2 separate regions of the Homo sapiens genome follow, and region 1 is linked to region 2. Evidence: read pairs that join two places in POLR2A ChIA-PET (ENCODE). Cell type or tissue: HepG2. All regions are shown on one strand. Each heading gives the region's core, and the rest is flanking DNA. Links, peaks and the distances in the headings are about the cores only.

What was found. Peaks named below come from ENCODE experiments on the same cell type or tissue, not always from the same donor. Only the 100,000 strongest peaks of a DNase experiment are listed, where the experiment ranks them.
Region 1: POLR2A ChIA-PET joins it to region 2 with 19 read pairs; 2 of 35 experiments call an interaction of 5 or more read pairs at or near these places.

What each region holds. Positions count from the first base shown.
Region 1 is chr20:17,871,389-17,881,294 of GRCh38, forward strand. LOC105372548 (a long non-coding RNA gene) reads left to right here and starts at 1,248. Exons shown (of 4, transcript XR_937297.3): 1 at 1,248-1,332; 2 at 1,465-1,535; 3 at 6,867-6,993. RefSeq lists enhancers at 1-466, 4,465-5,367. In HepG2, for the core only: no CTCF peak of the experiment used is centred there; DNase peaks (open chromatin) are centred at 2,103, 2,793, 4,103, 6,473 and 1 weaker place; H3K4me3 peaks cover 1,909 bases.
Region 2 is chr20:17,707,136-17,717,041 of GRCh38, forward strand. All of the region lies in intron 1 of BANF2 (BANF family member 2), which reads left to right. Among named protein-coding and RNA genes, the nearest start is that of BANF2, 12 kb to the left of the region's middle. In HepG2, for the core only: a CTCF peak has its summit at 3,195; DNase peaks (open chromatin) are centred at 3,175 and 3,686; H3K4me3 peaks cover 1,444 bases; H3K27me3 peaks cover 1,969 bases.

The DNA of each region.
Region 1 (9,906 bases), core at 869-8,868, 160 kb after region 2:
AACTCAAGTCATTTGCACTATTATCAGTTCTCTGTGACTTATAGAGTTGTAAATGGCTCAAAGGCAATGGAAGGCAGTGATAAACTGGAAGAGTGCTCTAGGCTGGACATTCAGTGACATTTGCTCTTTTTTGTCCATTTGAAAGTCTTTTACTAATTTTTCCTGATGGTAATATAGGAGACCAAATGGTGGAAGAGTCAATAAAGGCTACACTTAGAGGACACTGATCCCTCCAGATTGGAATCCTGTGGAAAATTCTTGGAGGAGACAGAAGTTGAGCTTAATTTTGAGGGCTGGTGAAGATTTGGAGGCTGGGAGGGAGCCTCCAAATTATTCTTTAATGTTATTTAACTCTTGAATTAGGTATCACACCTGTAATACCACCACTTTGGGAGGCTGAGGAGGGAGGATCGCTTGAGCCCAGGCATTCTAGACCAGTCTGGGAAACATGGTGAGAGCTCGTCTCTACAAAAAAATATTTTTTTTTAATTAGTTGGGCATGGTGTGCACCTGTGGTCCCAGCTATTCTGGAGACTGAAGTGGGAGGATCGCCTGAGCCCAGGAGGTCAAGGTGGCAGTGAGCCATGATCATGCCACTGTACTCCAGCCTGAGCAACAGAGCAAGAAACTTTCTCAAGAAAAAAAAAAAAAATGATATGAAGAGGAGCACATCTGGCTACAGAGGCTACAGAGGCGAGTGTGGGCGGAAGTTTGGAGGGAGGAAGGAACCAGGCGTGTTCTGCTGGCAGGGTGCACTTTTCTGCCCAGAAAAGTGGGTTTGTGAAGGAAGCAGGTGACAAGGTTGGAAATGTAACTTGGGACATCCTTGTGGCTTTTTACTGTGGCTCTCAGCTTCTTAACAGTCCTGGAGAAAGAGAGGTAAGAGGATAAATAAAGATGGTGTAAATGGTGTGAAGATAGTTATCTGAAAAGGCTGCTGGGAGGTGCTGGTCTTTTGTTCTGTTCATAGGAGACAATTTTGCGTGCCTACCTTTTTTGGGAGTGTGATCCCCCTTCTTGCTGATGAGGAAGAAGCAAACTATCAGGTTTGAGACAGATAGCCCCCCCACTTATGAGAGGGCGACAGAATTTGAACTCAAAAAGACCCAACCACAGTCAGGTAGTATTGACCCGGGTGTGGTATTGACCTGGAAGTGGTATTGACCCGGAAGTGGTAAGAACATATAAAACTGGAGCCCTGGTTGTTACCACGGCAACCCGTAGTCTGTTGCATGCTGAGTTTGGGGGAGCAGAAGAGTCTCGCGGGGATAGTCAGTGCGCAGGGAGACTAGCACAGGCCGGCAGAGAAGTGACCCAGCCCCGGATTGCCTGGTAACCTTCCGTTCCCAGGAGGCTGCTGTGAGGCTCCTCTGGTAATCAGTTCCCTGAGTCCAGGGTTTCCTAATAGGAGCCCGTCTCCCTCCGGTTCACTTGAAGGGCTCTCTGCTTCTTTCCCTCAAACAGGCTTCATGGAGTATAATGGACCCACAGCCATCTCCTTCCCCAACACCAACTCTGCCTGCATTTTAGGCCAGGTTTGTAGGAGAGTTGAATGAAGATTGAATGAATGAATGATGAAAAGTACAAAATGCCATCACTTCACTTCTTTCAGGAAGACCCAGGACACTCTGCTGCATCCTCCACCTGTTTGTGAATTAAATGTCCATGATGGCTTTTACTAAGCACTTACTATGTGCCAGGCACTGTGCTGAGCTCTGCACCTTTAAGAGGCAGCAAGTCGTGACTGGTTCAGAGCTGGCTCAGAGCTGCCTGAGTTGGAAGCCTCGGATAGGAAAATGGAAGCTTAAAGAGGTTAAGCCCTGGCCAAGCACAGTAGCTCGTGCCTGTAATTCCAGCACTTTGGGAGGCCAAGGCGGGAGGATCACGTGGGCCCAGAAGTTCAAGACTAGCCTGGATAACAAAGTGAAACCTCATTTCTACAAAAAATTTAAAAATTAGCCAGGTGTGGTGGCACACGCCTATAATCCCAGCTACTCCGGAGGCTGAAGCTGGAATATCGCCTGAGCCCACAAGTTCAAGGCTGCAGTGAACTATGATCATGCCACTGCGCTCCAGCCTGAGTGACAGAGCAAGACCCTGTCACTAAAAAAGTTGGGGAGGGGGGTCAAGCCCTCTGCTGAGCTAGTAATAGTGGGACTGAGGTTCAAGCCCATGGCTGATTCCAGATCCTGTTTACAGAGCCGTTATGTGACGTAACTAAAGTGTTGATTATGCATCGACTAGGCACACCATGCAAGGTGCTGCGGATGCTGCTGTCACCAACACACCCAGTCCTGGCCCACAGGGGGCTGCCACCCCAGCCCCCAGTGCTCTCCCTGGATCCTGAATCCTAGCTATCCCTTCAGAGCCACCCCTCTGGCTTCCAAGCACCTGCACTACCCACTCCCACCCCTCCCTGGAAGGGATGGCGCAGCCTGGGAGCCAGCTGCTCTGGGGGGCTCAGACCTGTGGGCTGGATTGTCCATGTGTCAGGGAAGGAAAGGGAAGCCCATGGCAGGAGGGACACCCTCTTATGGGTGGTAGCAACTCCATGGAGCCCAGGCTGCATCGTTCACTGAGGCTGCTAATGTTTGAACCTATCTTTGAATAAGATCCACCCTCTTGCACTGGCAAGTCCAAGCTGTAGTAAACCCTGAGGGAGACCCACAGTCCAGCTGCAAGGCCCTGCCCCACTCTTGGCCGCTGGCAGAAGCTCCAGGCTTGCCGAGGGGTGCCACGTAGCAGAGGCAGTCTCCGCCTCTAGCCCATCCCACTCCTTCATCTGCTTCTCGTTAGCTTCAAAAGTAAGGCCTGGCGCTGTGCCCTGGGCAGGAGGGAGAGCTTGGTGTGGCCGCTCAGAGCTTCACCTCCCTTGCCTGGGGTTTCTCTTCTCCTGCCCCATCCATCGTCAGCACAGCTGACTGCTTCTGGGGCTCCTCTGTCTACCTTCCCCACGTTCCAGCACCCCCCTTCCCCTGCCCCTCTGTAGCAACCGCCTCCCTGCAAAGCCCCACCCACCCACACACTCATACACACACCCCTCTCACTCCCCTGGCACTCAGTCCCTCCAAGCTTCCTTCCTTATCCCTTTAGAGCCCTGCAGCCCTCAGGCAGTGTAGCCCAGAGGTTCAAGGGCATTCGCTCTGGTATCAGAAGGGTCTGGGTTCAAATCCCTTGTGCACTGCTTGCTGGCTGTGTGACTTTGGGCAAGTTGCCTAATCTCTCTGGTCCTCAGTTTTTGCATCTGTAAAATGGGGATGATATTAACAGTACCTACTTCATAGGGTTATCTTGAGGATTAAATAAAATAGTACAAGTAAAGGTCCCAGCATAAAATCAGGGCTGATCCACCTTAGGTATAAAAAGGATAAATTAGGACTTGGAATCTTACTCTTCCTAAGGAGACCTGCAGTTGGCTAAAGGAGGACCTGCCTTCAGGGACAGAAATTCAGGTTTTGTTTTAGAATAGGCCTGAGGGAGTAGGAAGCTGGAGGAACCTGTCTCTATATTCTGGATACCTCAAAGACAGTTAAATTCTGCCGTGGTGAGCATTTATTGAGCACTATCTGTGTGCCAGGCACTGTGTGGGGAAACCACAATCCCTGCAGATCAAGGAGCTCAGATTCTAGTGCCAGAAAAAAATGTAAAGAGAAAGGGCCACCATGCCACCCACTGAAGACGGCAAGGGAAGAGGCCAGAAAGTGCTACGAACAAGGAGGAAACAGCTCCAAGTTGTTGGGCAGTCGGGCGCTGGGTCTCAAAGGAGGGCCACTTGCATGGACAGAAGGTACCCCTCTTACTGAGCACTGGGGGCCTGGTGGGTCCCCTGTGCTCTCCAGGAGAAGCAGGCAGAATTCCTAAGCCCCGTTAGGCCAATGAGGAAGTTGAGGCACCGAGAGTAAGGGGCATCTGCTTCCCCACCAGCTGACTTCTATTCTAGAAAGGAATGTTCTGCACAACCCCAAACCGTCAGCTCTTTCTGCTTGCAAACTTGGCAGGAGTTTGCAGGGAACACAAAGAAGAGAGGGGGAGGAGCAAGGTGGATCAGCCGGGCTGGCTTGCCCAGGGCCTGGCACAGAGGATGGACTTTGTCCCACGTGGGTGAGGGGCGTTCACACACAGGCGTCCACACCCCCACGTTGCTCCACCAGGCAGAAGGCCAGATTTTGTCCTTGTAATTCCCAGAACTGCCCTGAAACAGGACTGCTCACTACTGTGCATGGTTTAAAATGCAGTGGGGGGTTTTGGGGAGTTTTTTCGTTTGTTTTGATACGGGGTCTCACTCTGTCACCCAGGCTGGAGTACAGTGGCATGATCATGGCTCACCACAGCCTCAACCTCCCGGGCTCAGGTGATCCTCCCATCTCAGCATCCCGAGTAGCTGAGACTATAGGCACTTGCCACCATGCCAGGCTGATTTTTTCCATGTTTTTTGTAAAGACAGGGTTTTACCATATTGCCCAGGCTGATCCACCCACCTTAGCCTCCCAAAGTTCTGAGATTACAGGCATGAACCACGGTACCTGGCCAAACATGCAGTAGTTTTAAAAGAAGCCTGCTCAGGGAGAGGAGAAATGAGTCCTGTCAGATCTGCTCCCCCTGGAGAATGGCTTCCTCACCAGCCCAGCCCCTGTCTGTGCCCAGGGGGAAGCAGGCATGAGGAGGACCAAGGGGGCACTGCCATGTACTGGCCCCGAGTAAGCCAGGCAGGCCCTCTGCTGGGATCCTCACAGATGTCAGTCTCCTCGATCCTTAAAATCAGAGCTCTGGAGTCAGTCTCTTGACAGCAAGCCAAGTGGAACGCCTGTGTCTGAGCAGTAGGGCAGAGACCCCGCTCTGCCTGAGCAGCGGAGACATCTCAGATCTCGCGGTTGCAGAGGATCTGCTTCCCCCTCAGATGCCTGCAGGGGGAAAGAAGCGGAGGCAGGGGGAAAGAAGCGGAGGCAGGGGGTTGTCCTGGCTCACTCTGAGCCCGCCTGGCCTGGGTAGCAGGAACAGGAACTCCATAGTGGGGACGAGGTTAGAGAGGAGGTGCTAGCCGGCTGCAGCCCCTCACAGGCAGGGCAGCCAGTTACATCTGAATTACAGATAAACCAGAAATACTTGTAGTTTAAGCATGGCCCAAGGACTAGGGCAGTGGCAGTGGGGGTAAAGAAGGGGAGAGGTTTAAGATTGTATTTGAAGGAACTGAAATCAGGATCTTGAAGAGATGATATCTGCGCACCCAGGTTCATTGCGGTGTTACTCACAAATGGCCAAGATCTGGAAACAACCTAAATGTCCGTCAGTGGAAAAATGGATAAAGAAATTGTAGTATACACCTATGAGGGAATATTATTCGACATTTAAAAAGAAGGAAATCCAGGGCCAGGGTGGTTGGTCACACCTGTAATCCCAGCACTTTGGGAGGCCAAGGCAGGAGAATCAATCACTTGAAACCAGAAGTTTGAGACCAGCCTGGGCAACAAAGCAAGATCCTGTCTCTACAAAAAATTTAAAAATTAGCCGGGTATCATGGCGCATGCCTGTAGTTTGAACTGCTCAAGAGGATGAGGCAGGAGGATCACTTGAGCCCAGGAGCTGGAGGCTGCCCTGAGCTATGACAGCACTGTTGCATTCCAGCCTGGGCAACAGAGCGAGACCCGGTATCTAAAAAAGAGAAAGAAAGAAGAAAGGAGGGAAGGAAGGAAGGGAGAGAGGGATCAATCCTGCCATTTGTGACAACATGGATGGACCTGGAGGACATGATGAGATCCTGAAGTAACTCAGACAGAGAAAATCAAATACTGCTCTTTCTCTCTTATACATGGAACGGAAAACAGCCAAACTCATAGAAGCAGAAAGTAGAATGATGATTGCCAGGGACTGGGAAGAGGGGGAAACAGAGTGATGTTGGTCAAAGGGTACAATGTCTCAGTTACGCAGGATGAATACATTCTGGAGATCTACTGTACAACTAGGGCCTGTGATTAACAATACTGTACTGTACACTTACACATTTGCTAACAGAGTAGATCTCATGTTTAGTCCTCTTACCACATAAGGAAATGAAAAAGAAACAGAGGAGACGGAAGGACACTTAGAGTGATGGATAAGTTTATGGCCTTGATGAATGTTTTCGCAGGTGTGTACATATCTCCATCCATCAAGTTGTATACATTAAATATCTACAGGCTGGGCGTGGTGGCTCATGCCTGTAATCCCAGCACTTTGGGAGGCCATGGCGGGTGGATCACTTGAGGTCAGGAGTTTGAGACCACCTGGGCAACATGGTAAAACCCCATCTCTACTAAAAATGCAAAAATTAGCCAGGCATGGTGGCTCATGCCTGTAATCCCAGCTACTCGGGAGGCTGAGGTATGAGAATCATTTGAACCTGGGAGGTGGAGGTTGCAGCAAGCCGAGATCACACCACTGCACTCCAGCCTGGGAGACAGAGCAAAGTTCCGTCTCAAAACAAACAAAAAAAAAACCTACAGCTTTTTGTGTGTCAATCATACCTCCACACTATGGTTTAAAAAAAGCATGTGATTTGGAGATGGATGCTCTGTGGATTGGTAATAAGTTAGATGTAGGAGACAAGGACATGGGAGAAATCAAGAACAACCCCCAGGCTTCAGGCTTGAGCTACCTCTGGGTTCATGGGACCACTTACTGGGGATGGGAGGGCAGGGCAGGATCAGACTAGAGAGGGGAACCAAGGCTTCTGTTTCTGGTGCTGTTAAATTTGGGAGGATTATTTGAGCCTGAAGTGGAGATTATGGTTATCCAAGCCTGGAGATTCCGGAATTAAGGGAAGGTCTGGCTGTGGCGTTACCAGCACCTGGGTGGAATTTAAAGCCATGGTTCTGGATGCAACCTTGTAGGAAGTGAGAGTTCAGAGAGCAGAGACAACTGTCCAGAGCTAGACCTTGAAGACTCCTCAACGCTGAAGGTCACCGAGAGGAGGGACAGCCAAGGAAACTGAGTCGCAGCAGCCGTGGAGGCAGGCGGGTGAGCACAGAGGGCAACAGAGGGGAGGTTTCTCTGAGCAGCGGGGGTGGCCGCGTTGGATGTTACTAGGAGGACTGATAAGATGGGAAGGGGCAGCCAAAGCCAGCCTGCAGTGAATTGAAGGGGGAACATGAGGAGAGGAAGCCGAGGCAGCCAACGTACCCACCACCGTCAGGAAGCCCTGCAGTGCTGGCTGGGGCAGGGGGCAGATTGAGTAGAGGCCACCGGAGGGCCAGTAAGATTGGGCAGGTCTTCATCGGTGACCTTTGGATGGGTTCCCTGCCTGGAAACATAGAGACAAATCCTGACTGCCCTTGAATTGGCAGTGGGACCTCAGGCAAATTGAGTTGAGTGAGAGATAGTATATAAGGGTGTTTTAATGTGTGCTGAGTGATACAGAGTGGGAGGGATGAACACCCCATGGTAGGTACATGCACACAGGGGGACCCCGCTCAGCAACAGCAGGGGACAAGCTACTGAAACCCACAGCAACGAGGACAGATTTCAGAATCGCTACAGGGAGGGAAAGAAGCCAGAATTCAGAAGGGCACCTGCAGTACAAATCATTTCTAAGAAGTTTTAGAACAGGAAACACTCATCTATAATGAAATAAAAACCTGAACAGGGGTTGCCGCAGGGGGCAGTGTGGGGGTGGCCTGACTGGCAAGGGACACGAAGGAACCTTCTGAGGGGACGGGAACATCCTTCCCTTGGGAGGAGTCTGATTTAACAGATGTCTGCATTTGTCACAATCCAGCAAATGGTGCACTTAAGATTGGAACATTTCACTCTATGTAAATTTTACCTAAAATGAACTATAAAGGCATTCCTGAATGCTACTTAATGATATACATGTGGAGACCTTTGGGAGTGAAGTGTACTGAGGTTTGTGGCTCCCCTTGAAAGGTGGAAAACAATAAGATGAAGTAATGGGTAGATGCAGAGCTGTGTGATGAAGAGATACAGTAAAATGCCATCTAGGGGGTACATATGTGGGTGTTCACTGGAAAATGCATTCAACTTTTCTGTGTGTTTGAAAATCTTTATAATAAAATGTTGAGGGGAAATTTAAAAAAAAGGATGTGAAACTACTTTTCTTTTCTTTTTTTTTTTTTTTTTTTGAGACAGAGTTTCGCTCTTTGTTGCCCAGGCTGGAGTGCAGTGGTGTGATCTCGGCTCACTAAAACCTCCGCCTCCTGGGTTCAAGAGATTCTCCTGTCTCAGCTTCCCAAGTAGCTGGGATTACAGGCACCCACCACCACACCCGGCTAATTTTTGTATTTTTAGTAGAGACAGGGTTTCACCATGTTGGCCAGGCTGGTCTTGAACTCCTGACGTCAGGTGATCTGTCCACCTCGGCCTCCCAAAGTGCTGGGTTTACAGGTGTGAGCCGCTGCGCCTGGCCAAGAAGACTTTTCATCCAATGCAAAGATACTTGTTGGGCACCTGCCATTATGTCAGGTGCTGCAAGGCAGGGGACGCAGTGCTGATGGAGATGTCCAAAGCTATGGCACGAGGCATCATCCAAGTGACAGGCAACTGAGCCAGCTCCTCAGAGCAGAGCGCTGTCGTTGTCCCTTCTCAGAGAGGACACCCAGGGCCAGAGGCAAAGGAGGAAAGCACAAGTGGGTCTGCTAGGAACTAATTTAAAGAAGCAAGTCAGCTGGGCTCGGTGGCTCACACCTATACTCCCAGCGCTTTGGGAGGCCAAGGCAGGAGGATCACGAGCCCAGGCATTCAAGGCCAGCCTGAGCAGCATGGCAAGACCCTATCTCTACAAACAAAAATTAAAAAAAAAAAAAAAAAAAAGAACAAGTCTCTGGGGCCTGTGCAAAGGGCAGCAGGGTGACTGGGTCCCCGGAGATTTGGGTTGGGATATTCAACACGTGCCTCGGAGAATGAAAATACAGTCAGGTTTGGGAACAACCACTTCAACCCCAGGGGTTGAAATATGCCCCCATCTAACTGCCCACTGCTCGGGGCTTCTGAACGTTTCAGCCCCTCCGTTATAAACAAGGGAACAGGAAACCCAGGATTGCCCTCCCCACCAAAGGTGTATCTGTAGGAATGTTCACCATAGCCTTGTTTTTTGTTTGTTTGTTTTTTTGAGACAGAGTCTCTCTCTGTCACCCAGGCTGGAGTGCAGTGGCACAATCTCGGCTCACTAAAACCTCTGTCTCTCAGGTTCAAGCGATTCTCCAGCCTCAGCCTCCTGAGTAGCTGGGATTACAGGTGCCTGCCACGACACTTGACTAATTTTTGTATTTTTAGTAGAGATGGGGTTTTGCCATCTTGGCCAGGCTGGTCTCGAACTCCTGACCTCAGGTGATATGCCTGTCTCAGCCTCTCACAGTGCTAGGATTACAGGCATGAGCCACCGCGCCCAGACCCCATGGCCTTGTTTTTAAGAGTGAACATGTGGCAGCCGCTGCCACATGCAGCTACAGGGGACTGGGTCAGTCATTTATGATGGTTTAAAGTGCAATGGAACTCCATGCAACTGTCAGAATTAGTGAAATAAATCTATAGGTCCTGGACCTTGAACTGCCCAAAACTTAATATATTGTTAAATATATATACACACACAGACATATAATATGTACATTATGATCCCATTTACATAAAACTATATGTAGGTAAATGTGTGTAGATACATATATATAGGTGTGAATATAAATATATATAAATACACACGCACACACAGAGCACCATAATAAAGTTCACCAAAATGCTAATAACAGTGATCTCTTCATAATGGAATTTGAATCATTTTTTCTTCACTTTCTTCTTGGTATTTTTCTACATTGTTTAAAATTTCACAATAAGTGTATATAATTTTAATGAAGCAATTATTTTTAAAAAAAATAATTGTGCAGGAGGTTTCAGAGTAAGTTGATGTCCACAAAGTGCTTA
Region 2 (9,906 bases), core at 593-8,592:
CACTTTGGGAGGCCAAGGCAGGCAGATCACGAGGTCAGGAGATTGAGACCATCCTGGCTAACACAGTGAAACCCCATCTCTACTAAAAAAAAAAAATACAAAAAATTAACCGGGCATGGTGGCAGGCGCAGTCCCAGCTACTGAGGCTGAGGCAGGAGAATGGCGTGAACCCAGGAGGTGGAGCTTGCAGTGAACCGAGATCGCACCACTGCACTCTGGCCTGGGGGACAGAGCGAGACTCTGTGTCAAAAAAAAGAAAATCCCAGTAAGGATTTAAGGGAAGATGCTGGGAGTAGCATGTGGTCCCCGAGTAGGAAGATGGAAGTACAGCAGAGGCAAGAATGGCAGTCACTGTTTGTAGATATTTTTCACAGGGAAGGTCAGAACATGTCCCAGGGAAACCATGTCCAAGGTTCAAGATGAGAATGACCTGATCCTATATATATATATACTTTTTTTTTGAGATGGAGTTTTGCTCTTATTGCCCAGGCTGGAGTGCAATGGCACGATCTCGGCTCATTGCCACATCCACCTCCTGGGTTTAAGTGATTCTCCTGCCTCAGCTTCCCGAGTAGCTGGGATTACAGGCATGTGCCACCACACCCGGCTAATTTTTTTGTATTTAGTAGAGACGAAGTTTCACCATGTTACTCAGGCTGGTCTCGAACTTCTGACCTCAGATGATCCACCCACCTTGGCCACCCAAAGTGCTGGGATTACAGGCGTGTGCCACTGCACCCAGCCCCAGCCAAGATTGTTTTTTAAGAATCAAAACTTGACTACGGGCTGGACACGGTGTCTCATGCCTGTAATCCTAGCATTTTGGGAGGCCAAGGCAGATGGATCACTTGAGGTCAGGAGTTTGAGACCAGCCTGGCCAACATGGTGAAACCCTGTCTCTACTAAAAATCAAAAAAAAAAAAAAAAAAAAACCAAAAAGAATTAGCCAGGTGTTGCGGTGCATGCCTGTAATCCCAGCTACTCGAGAGGCTGAGACAGAAGAATCACTTGAAACCAGGATGCAGAGGTTGTGGTGAGCTGAGATCATGCCACTGCACTCTAGCCTGGGTGACAAAGTGATATGTCTCGAACAAAAACAAAAACAAACAGAAAAAAACCTGAGATCCCTGATCCACAAAAGCCTGAAATATGATGTCAAATTGTATTTATATGTGCAAGGGGGCATTTTTCTTGAAGGAAGGTCCATAGCAGGAGAGACAAACCGTGGCATGGCTTTGTTTTGTTGGGTCCATACAGCATTATGAATATTTGAATGATTTCCCAACATTTAAAAATTGGATACTAGTACATAAAAATCTAAACGTTGGGCTTCTCTTGAAAAGACTCAGAAGAGCCAGTCACATGGGACCCACATTCCAGAAAGGGGTGGCCTCCTTTAGATGGGGTCTGGGACCTCAGTCAGCTACACAGTCCATAGCACTTTTGTGACCTCCTCAGTGGATGTCCAATGTTGGTCCTCTTTTATCAGCGCCCTTGCACTGTTTTCTTCACTGCTTTATTTTTTTAATTTGCCTTGTCCCTCTGGCTTTTTCATTTGCAACCCGTGATTTGAACTTTTAATAGATGCTCAAAGGGTGGCTGATTTTAAGAAGATCATTGAAACCGAGATCTTTTTTCCAGCTTAAACTCTTTCCCAACAATCCAGTGTTGAAACTGACCCTTAGTAGAGGCGGAACACCACCCTTCCCAGGCCCAGAAACAGATTCTTTTCCTCCTAAGGAATGCGTGTATGTTGTTTGTCCAAGCGCATGTTTACAAATGGCAAGCTTATCTTCTGATGTTATAAAACACCAAAAGCTATTTAGAAATTACTGAAACTCCTATCTATAGTTTCTGCAAGATACTGCTCAGGTGATAATGCAATCAATGAAAGCAATGACAATCTGGGAAATCCTTTCTTTATAACCTTGAGAATGTGGCTTTGAATGGAGACAAATCAAACAGATAGAACTCTTGCTCAGGCCCCTTTTCTGAAGCCAGAGCCAACAAGCCTAGTGATTTTCTTTTGAAAGGGTCTTAAGTAGGTCTTTGCATTTGGGAAGATCAGGCAAGTCACTTAGAGCCGATTTCTGAACTGAGACTCACAGAAGCACATACTCACACCCTCCTATCTGGAGACATGTGGACCTGGAGGGCTGGAGGAACTCAGATGCCTTGGTCCTTAGGAGGATCCAGAACCACCGCACTGAGGCCTAGCAGGCAAGGGCAGGACACACAAAATGTGAGAGCAGAGGAATGAAGGAAAATTAAATCTTGGGCGAGGCATTCTGTCCAGCAAAGAACAGGAGGTGAATACATGGCACGTGGGCCTTCGATATCCTATGAGTGGAATGAAGGCAATGCTTAAAACACTGCACCACTGCACAGCTCCACCTGTACACAAGATGCCCCTTTGTTTTGGGGCAGCCAACTGCTGCATCTCCTGTTTATATGTGCACCCAAGCAGAGGAAGTCAGTCCAAAGCTAGAAGGAGGGAAAATGATTGCCCAGAAGCTCAATGGAAGCCTTGCTTAATATCTCAGTGGTTGAGAACACAGATATTAGGCTGAGGCCCACTCGGTTTGAGGCCTGGCAATGCCATAGGTCAGTTAATTTATCTTATCTGTGAAATGGGATAATCATAGAAGCTATCTCATCCCAAGGGCAGGTGGGTGGATGAAATGAGATGATCTTGGTGCGGAGCTTAGCACGGTGCCTTGGTAAGCCTGGATAAGCATGAGCCGCTCTCTTAGGTGGGTTTCCCAGTTGCTGACCTGATCATCTAATTGCAGTGCAAGTAGTTGATATGGAAAGGGTTCCTGGTCCCATGAGGAAGGGAGTGAGGATGTGAGACCGGGAAGGGAAGGTGGCCTTGAGCAGTTACTGCCATGAGCACTGGGGGCTCCCTCCCACTGGGGATGTCTGGATATCACCTAATGTGGGACAGGCCCCAGAGCTGTGCCACCTGAGGGGTGTGGGGCTGGGTACTTACCCACCTACTCACATCCTGGCCGAGGGCTGCTCCCAAGGTGTCTCGTCCCCAGCCCTGTCCACTTGCAGGGCGAAGAGCCACCATGGAAACCATGAGCCCTGGGGGGGACATGGGCAGGGCAGGGACAGCGTCTGCTAAAACTGTCCTTGTTGTTCTGACTCCTGTCCTGGAGAGGGAAGAGCTGGTCTTTGGAACCACCCAGACCTCAGCCTGCAGCTCATCACTGCCTTTTACTAGATAGGTGGCCCCCTTTGCCTCTTCGGGCCTCCATTTTCACATCTCTTAAAATAGGAACAATTCTCTAATGTTGCAGAATTCGTTTTGAGGACTATGCATGACAATGGCCATACAGAGGCAGGCACGTAGTAGGCGCTCAGCCACCATGAGCCCCCTTACTCGCCAGCTCAATTCGGTTCCATTTCTCCCGCTTGCCTGTGATCCTTATTCTGTTTCTAGTCCCGGGGTGAGCCCAGGCTGGCACCAGACCTTCTTTCCATGTGAGCAGGGACAAGCTGACATCCAGACTAGTGCTTGCCTCCGAGGTGACTTCTGAGTGACAAGCTGCTGCAGTGATCTCCCAAGCTGTGTATTATCATCTTGTTTCCCCTTTAGCTTCGAGCCTCGTCAGTCTGTGGCTTTCATCAGATCCAGAGAGGGTAGAATAACTGGCCGGCCTAACGGCGGCTGAGCCAGGAGTGGAATCCCAGCAGGAAGAACTTTGGACCCTTGCAGTTCCCGCAGCAACCCAGGGCTGGGTGTGTGGGCAGATCTGGGGGCTTCTGCTGAGTCAGACTGTGTGGGAGTGTTGGGGCGGGGGCGGGGGCGCCGCCAGATGAAATCAGGATGCCCAGTGAAATTTACATTTCAGATAAACAAGAAAAAGCCCCTTCTGTATAAGTACAGTCTGTGAAATACTTGGGCCATACTTATACTAAAAAGTTATGTTGTGTTTATCTGAAATTCAAATTTCACTGGGCATCTGACATTTTTATTACCTAAATCTGGCAACCCTACTCTGGTGGGAACGGAGAACAAACCTCCTGGGAGGTCTGGGTTAGAGATGAGCACAGCAATCCTCCTGCAGGCAAAGGCCAGTGTGGAGCCACTTGCCTGCCCCCAGATGGCCTCCCCCGGGGCCCCCCTCCAGGGCCTGTAAAGCCCTCATGAGAGTCACTTTTGCCTGAAGACATTGTTTAACTGCACAGTGGAGTCAGTTACAGATTCACTCTCACCACACTTACCCGTATAAAGAAAATACGATTCTTTATTCTTAGACACCTCCACACAATGTGGTAAGAACAGAGTAGCTGCAAATTATGTATGTGTTGGGTGGGGTTCCCTGGAAGCAGAGCCTGAGAGCCGGGTTCCGGTGCCCCTGACCTGGTGAAGGAAGCAGGAGAGGGCAGGGGAGGAGCTGAGAGGTGTGCACCAGGGGCACTCAGCTTCTACCTGACCCCCTGGGGGGCTCTGGAGCCGGAATGGTACCAGGGAGTTGGCTCCACCTTGAGACAAGGGGGTTAGGGTTTTGTGCTTCCACATCCGCAAGCCATTAGTTGCTCTTAGGCAGAGGCCTGGGCCTTGCACCTCCCAGGTGTCTCCAGGTGTAGCAGCTTCCACGGCAGAGGTGACAGTCCAGAGAAAGCCACAACCACGCATTGAGGTTCCCTGCAACACTTGTAGCAGCTGGGTGCACCAGCTGGTCAAGGAGACCTGCGCATGGCACCAATGGCACCTACTACTCTCTGTCTCCTTGCAATGGAATAGTCAGATTCTCTCCAGGCCGTGTTAGAGAGTCCCTGTTGGGAGGTGCGGTCTCCTTAGGGACTGCTCTGCCCCTCCTCCGTCCTTCCTAAAGAGTGATGGCTGCCAGGTGGGTGTGGAGACAGGTGCTGACTGTGTCTTCAAGGCAGTGGGGAGAGGGGACTTTGAATACCCACGGAATCTGCAGGATGATGGCCTGAGCCTGTGGCAGTGCGGCTGCTGGAATCTGCTCCTTGCCATGGAGGGGTGACCAGTCCCTTTTTGTCTTTTAGGGCTATCTTAGTTTCCACTGCTGCAGCCTGTGGCCTGGACATTTGCCCATGGTTGTGAGGTCCCCATGCATGGGACTTCTTCCTCCTGACTCCAGGCTTCAGTTCACCCATCAGGCCTTAAAGCATCTTCGGCCCTATCTTGCCCTGAACTTTTTGCTGCAAAAACCAAGGGCACTGCCTCAAGCTTATCTTCCCAGCCACTGTTTACTGCTGCTACATTGTTGCCCAAGACACTTCAGAAGTGACTGTTGTTGTCATCTCCTGCCAAGTCCTGGAAGGCAAGCCACCAAGTCCCATGCACCATTCCCACAGCCCGACAACCTTCCTGACTCTACCCACTGGAATCTAAAGAGTCTGCCCACTTCTGGATGTTTGTTCAGGTAGGGAAGTTCAAGCCCCGTGCCCATGAACGTTCATCTTTCTTTTCTCTTCCACCTTCCCTGGGAGGGTAGTGCGGATAATGAGGTGAGCCTTCTTCCTCTTTCTAGAATCCATGGGGCAGAGAAGGTAGATTCTCCCTTCCTGTCTTCTGGGGAAACTCCTTCTCCCTCCCGAGACAACATTGCTTTCCCCTTCTCTGTGGGGTAATAATGGCAGAGAGAGGCGGGATCAGAATGCTGTACTCATAAGGGGGTGTATATTGAGAGGTTTAGAAATATGTTACAGTGCCCCTACGTTTATAGCAGCATTAGTAACAATGGCCAGATGGTGGAAGCAACCCAGCTTCCCATGATGGATGAATGGAGGAGCAAAATGTGGTGTATACAATGGAATGTTGTTTAGTCTTAGAAAGAGGAAAAATCCTGGCCGGGCATGGTGGCTCATGCCTGTAATCCTAATATTTTGGGAGATCAAGGAGGGAGGATTGCTTGAGGCCAGGAGTTCAAGACCAGCCTGGGCAACTTAGGGAGACCCCCCGATCTCTACGAAAAAATTAAAAAATTAGCTGAGCATGGTGGTGCATATCTGTAGTCCCAGCTACTAGGGAGGCTGAGGCAGGAGGATGGAGGATCACTTGACCCCGGAGTTCAAGGCTGCAGTGAGCTATGATTGCACTCCGGCCTGGTGATGAGCAAGACTCCATTTTAAAAAGAAAGAATGAGAGAGAGAGAGAGAGAGAGATCCTGTTGCATGGATGCACCTTGAGGACATCAAGCTGAGTAAAATAGGCCAGTCACCAAAAGACAACCCCTGTGTGATTCCACTTCCATGAGGCATCTAAAGTAGTCAGCTTCATAAAGACAGAAAGTGGAATGGTGTTTGTCAGGGGCTATGAGGAGGGGGAAATGGGGAGTTGTTTATTGGATATGAGAATGTTCTGAAGATTGGCCCAACAACGTGAGTACATTGAACACTACTGCACTGTACACTTGCAGATGACTAAGATAGTCCAGGCGCAGTGGCTTATGGCTGTAATAATCCCAGCACTTTGGAAAGCAGAGGCAGGAGGATTGCTTGAGGCCAGGAGTTTGAGACCAGCCTGGGCAACATAGCAAGACCTCATCTTTACAAAAATATTAAAAAATTACCCGGGTGTGGTGGCTCGTGCCTGTAGTCCCAGCTACTCACCAGGCTGAAGCAAGAGGATTGCTTGAACCTGGGAGTTCGAGACTGCAGTGAGCTATAATCAGGCCACTGCACTCCAGCCTGGGTGACAGACTGAGACTCCATCTCAAAAATAAAAAATAAATAAATAAATAAATAAATGTTAAGATGGTAAAAATTTAAGTTGTGTATTTTACCACAATTAAGAATAAAAAGTGGTCTGGGCACAGTGGCTCATGCCTGTAATCCCAACACTTTGGGAGGTCGAGGCAGGCAGATCACCTGCGGTCAGGAGTTCAAGACCAGCCTGGCCAACATGATGAAACCCCGTCTCTACTAAAAATACAAAAATTAGCCAGGCATGGTGACAGGTGCCTATAATCCTAGCTACTTGGCAGGCTTAGGTACAAGAACCCGGGAGGCAGAGATTGTAGTGAGCCGAGATTGTACCACTGCACTCCAGCAGCCTGGGCGACAGAGTGAGACTCTGTCAAAAAAAAAAAAAAAAAGAAAGAAAGAAAGAAAAAGAAGAATAAAAGGTGAAAAAAAATACATCTATTACAAATGCAGATATCTCATCCATGAAGGGTGAACTAATATGCTTGTCCATTCTTTATATGACTTATTCTATTTCATCAGCTCCTGATCCTTTGCAGATAACAGGACCCCAAAGGGAAGGGAATATTTTCATGAAGGAAAAATGCAACCAGAAATAGTCCTGGCTAGAACCACTATCAGACAAGTATGTCCAGCCTAGATGGAATTTTATAGACAAGGGACAATTCTATTCACAAAGGTTGGGAGACAGAGTCATGGGACAAGGAAGGTGGAGGCTGCACAAGCTGGGAGACAAGCTGGCTTCTTCATGGATCGTTGCAGTTTGCCTTGGCTGCAGGCATGGTGATCTTAGCACACATCCATGAAACCTTACTTAGAATTGCTGGGGCCAGAAGTTCTAGGGAATTCAAAATTTTTTTTTTTGAAAAAATGGGCAATGTGATGCCTCTTTTGTATATTACAGAACATTCCTAGTGGAGCCTGGCTCAGCACCCTGTAAACCCATTAATATTCCTGTGGTGGAGTGTATAAATATTCACACTAACTGGGATAATAAAGACTATAAATAGCCTCATGTCAGTTCAGGCCAGCATTTGCTGCCAAGTAAGTCTCCCCGCCCTGTGCCCCCAAAAAGAATTTCTGGATTTCAGAGCCATTTGGATATGAAAATGGTAGCTTAGGGATTGTGGACCTGTATGAATTTTATACCATCTAGAGACTGTAAATGAACAGAGACAAAACATAGGAAGGAACCAGAAGGATGAGGTCAGTGAATTTAACGCTGATCTTATAAATAAGAAATGGAGGTGACAGGCCCAATGTCGCTCTGCTGGTCATTGGTGGAGCTAAGGTCAGACAAGGATCTCCTACCCTCAGCCCAGCTCCTCCAGCAGGAGTTAACAGGAACCTCCAGACCCAGAGTCCATGAAGCTGAGCCGCCACCTCCTTCCTAGTTCCCTGAAAAGGTGAGCCCTGCCTTTGGGAATGCCTCCTTATGGCTAGTACACCGTGTGTGGTGTGCCCTGCCGTGGGCTGGTTCTGTTTTCTCTGGGAGAGGTATCTGCAGAAGACATCGTCCTGAGGGTTCATGCACTTAGCTCAAGGCCTTGCACACAGATGGCACTCAGTGAATGTCTGAGGAACTGTTGAATGTATTTGGTTATTCATCACCTGTAGACCCATCAAGATAAGGATGTATAATCAAAGGGCCATGTGTAAGACAGCCAACAAGGAGCGGAGAAAGAAAAAATCTTGTTCCCCATTGCAGAATCGGAGCTAACGGCAAGGAAGGCAAATATTACTTTATTTTTGAACAACGAGCATTAGTGGTCATTAGAAAGTGATTTCTTTCATTCCTGATGCCTAAGCCATGGGCCTGACCCTGCCCCAGCACTCTGGGTGGAATGGGGAGGCCTTTGTGCCCAGCACAGTGCTCGGTACACAAAGCGTGTGCCACAAACACTTGTTGGATGAGTGAGTGAGTGAATGAGTATTAGGGGTCATCAGTTAGAACTCTGTTATAAAAGGCACAATCCTAACTTAAACTGAAGTAAGCAAAAATGACTATTTTGTTTATTTTTGCCTGACATAATTGAAAAGTCCAAGGGTAGTCGCCGTCAGGCATGTCTAAATCCAGGCCTGCAAATGATTACTGGGGACTCTGTCTCTTCCCTTCTCTCAGAGCTGCTTTCCTCCACCCTGGCTTCTTTCTCAGGTGAGCTCTCCACAACTGTGGTGACCATGACCACGGTAGGCTCAGTTCCCACCCGCCGAGCAGCCCTCACAGAAAGTGACTCATGTGGCCCAAGAAGGTGAGGGGTGGTCACTTGCCTGCCCCAGGATACTGTGGTGAGCGTGGTACACCCTGAAAAGTAGTTCCTGAGTGGACTGTACAAAATGGAGCCCTGTGGAAGCTCTTGAGGCCATGAGCTTCCATCCAAAATGGAGGCATTTCTCCCTCCGGTGTATGAGTGCAGCCTGACAGGGTCTCCTCAGACCCTTAACAGCCTAGGTGGGAGAGGGCTCCTCAGAGTCCGACCTTCAGTGTTATAGGAAGGTTACCCCCCTTCTTTTCTTTTCCTTTTTTTTCTTTTTTGAGACAGGGTCTCCCCTAGGCTGGAGTGCAGTGGTACGACCACGGCTCACTGCAGCCTTGACCTCCCCAGGCCCAAGCAATTCTCCCACCTCAGCCGCCCAAGTATCTGGGACCACAGGTGTGTGCCACCATGCCTGGCTAATTTTTGTAAAGACAAGGTTGTGGCATGTTGCCCAGGCTCACCCGTCTTTCCTTTCTATTTTTTTTTTTAAAGAAAGAGACAGGTCAGGTGCAGTGGCTCACACCTGTAATCCTAGCCCTTTGGGAGGCCGAGGAGGGTGGATCACTTGACCTCAGGAGGTCAAGGCCAGCCTGGGCAACATGGTGAAACCCCGAGCCAGGTGGTGCGGCATGCATCTGTGGTCCCAGCTACTCGGGAGGCTGAGACGGGAGAATCTCTTGAGCCCAGGAGGCGGAGGTTGCAGTGAGCCCAAGATTGTGCCACTGCACTTCAGCTTGAGTGACAGAGCAAGACTCCATCTCAAAAAAAAAAAAAAAAAAAAGAAAGAAAGGAAGAAAGAAAAAAGAAAAAGAAAAGAGAGACGGGGTCTCACTTGGTTGCCCAGGCTGGTCTTGAACTCCTGGGCTCAAGTGATAATCCTCCTGCCTTGGCCTCCCAAATTGTTGGGATTACAGGAGTGAGTGATGGCACCAGGCCAGCCACCCTCATTTTCATTCTTTCT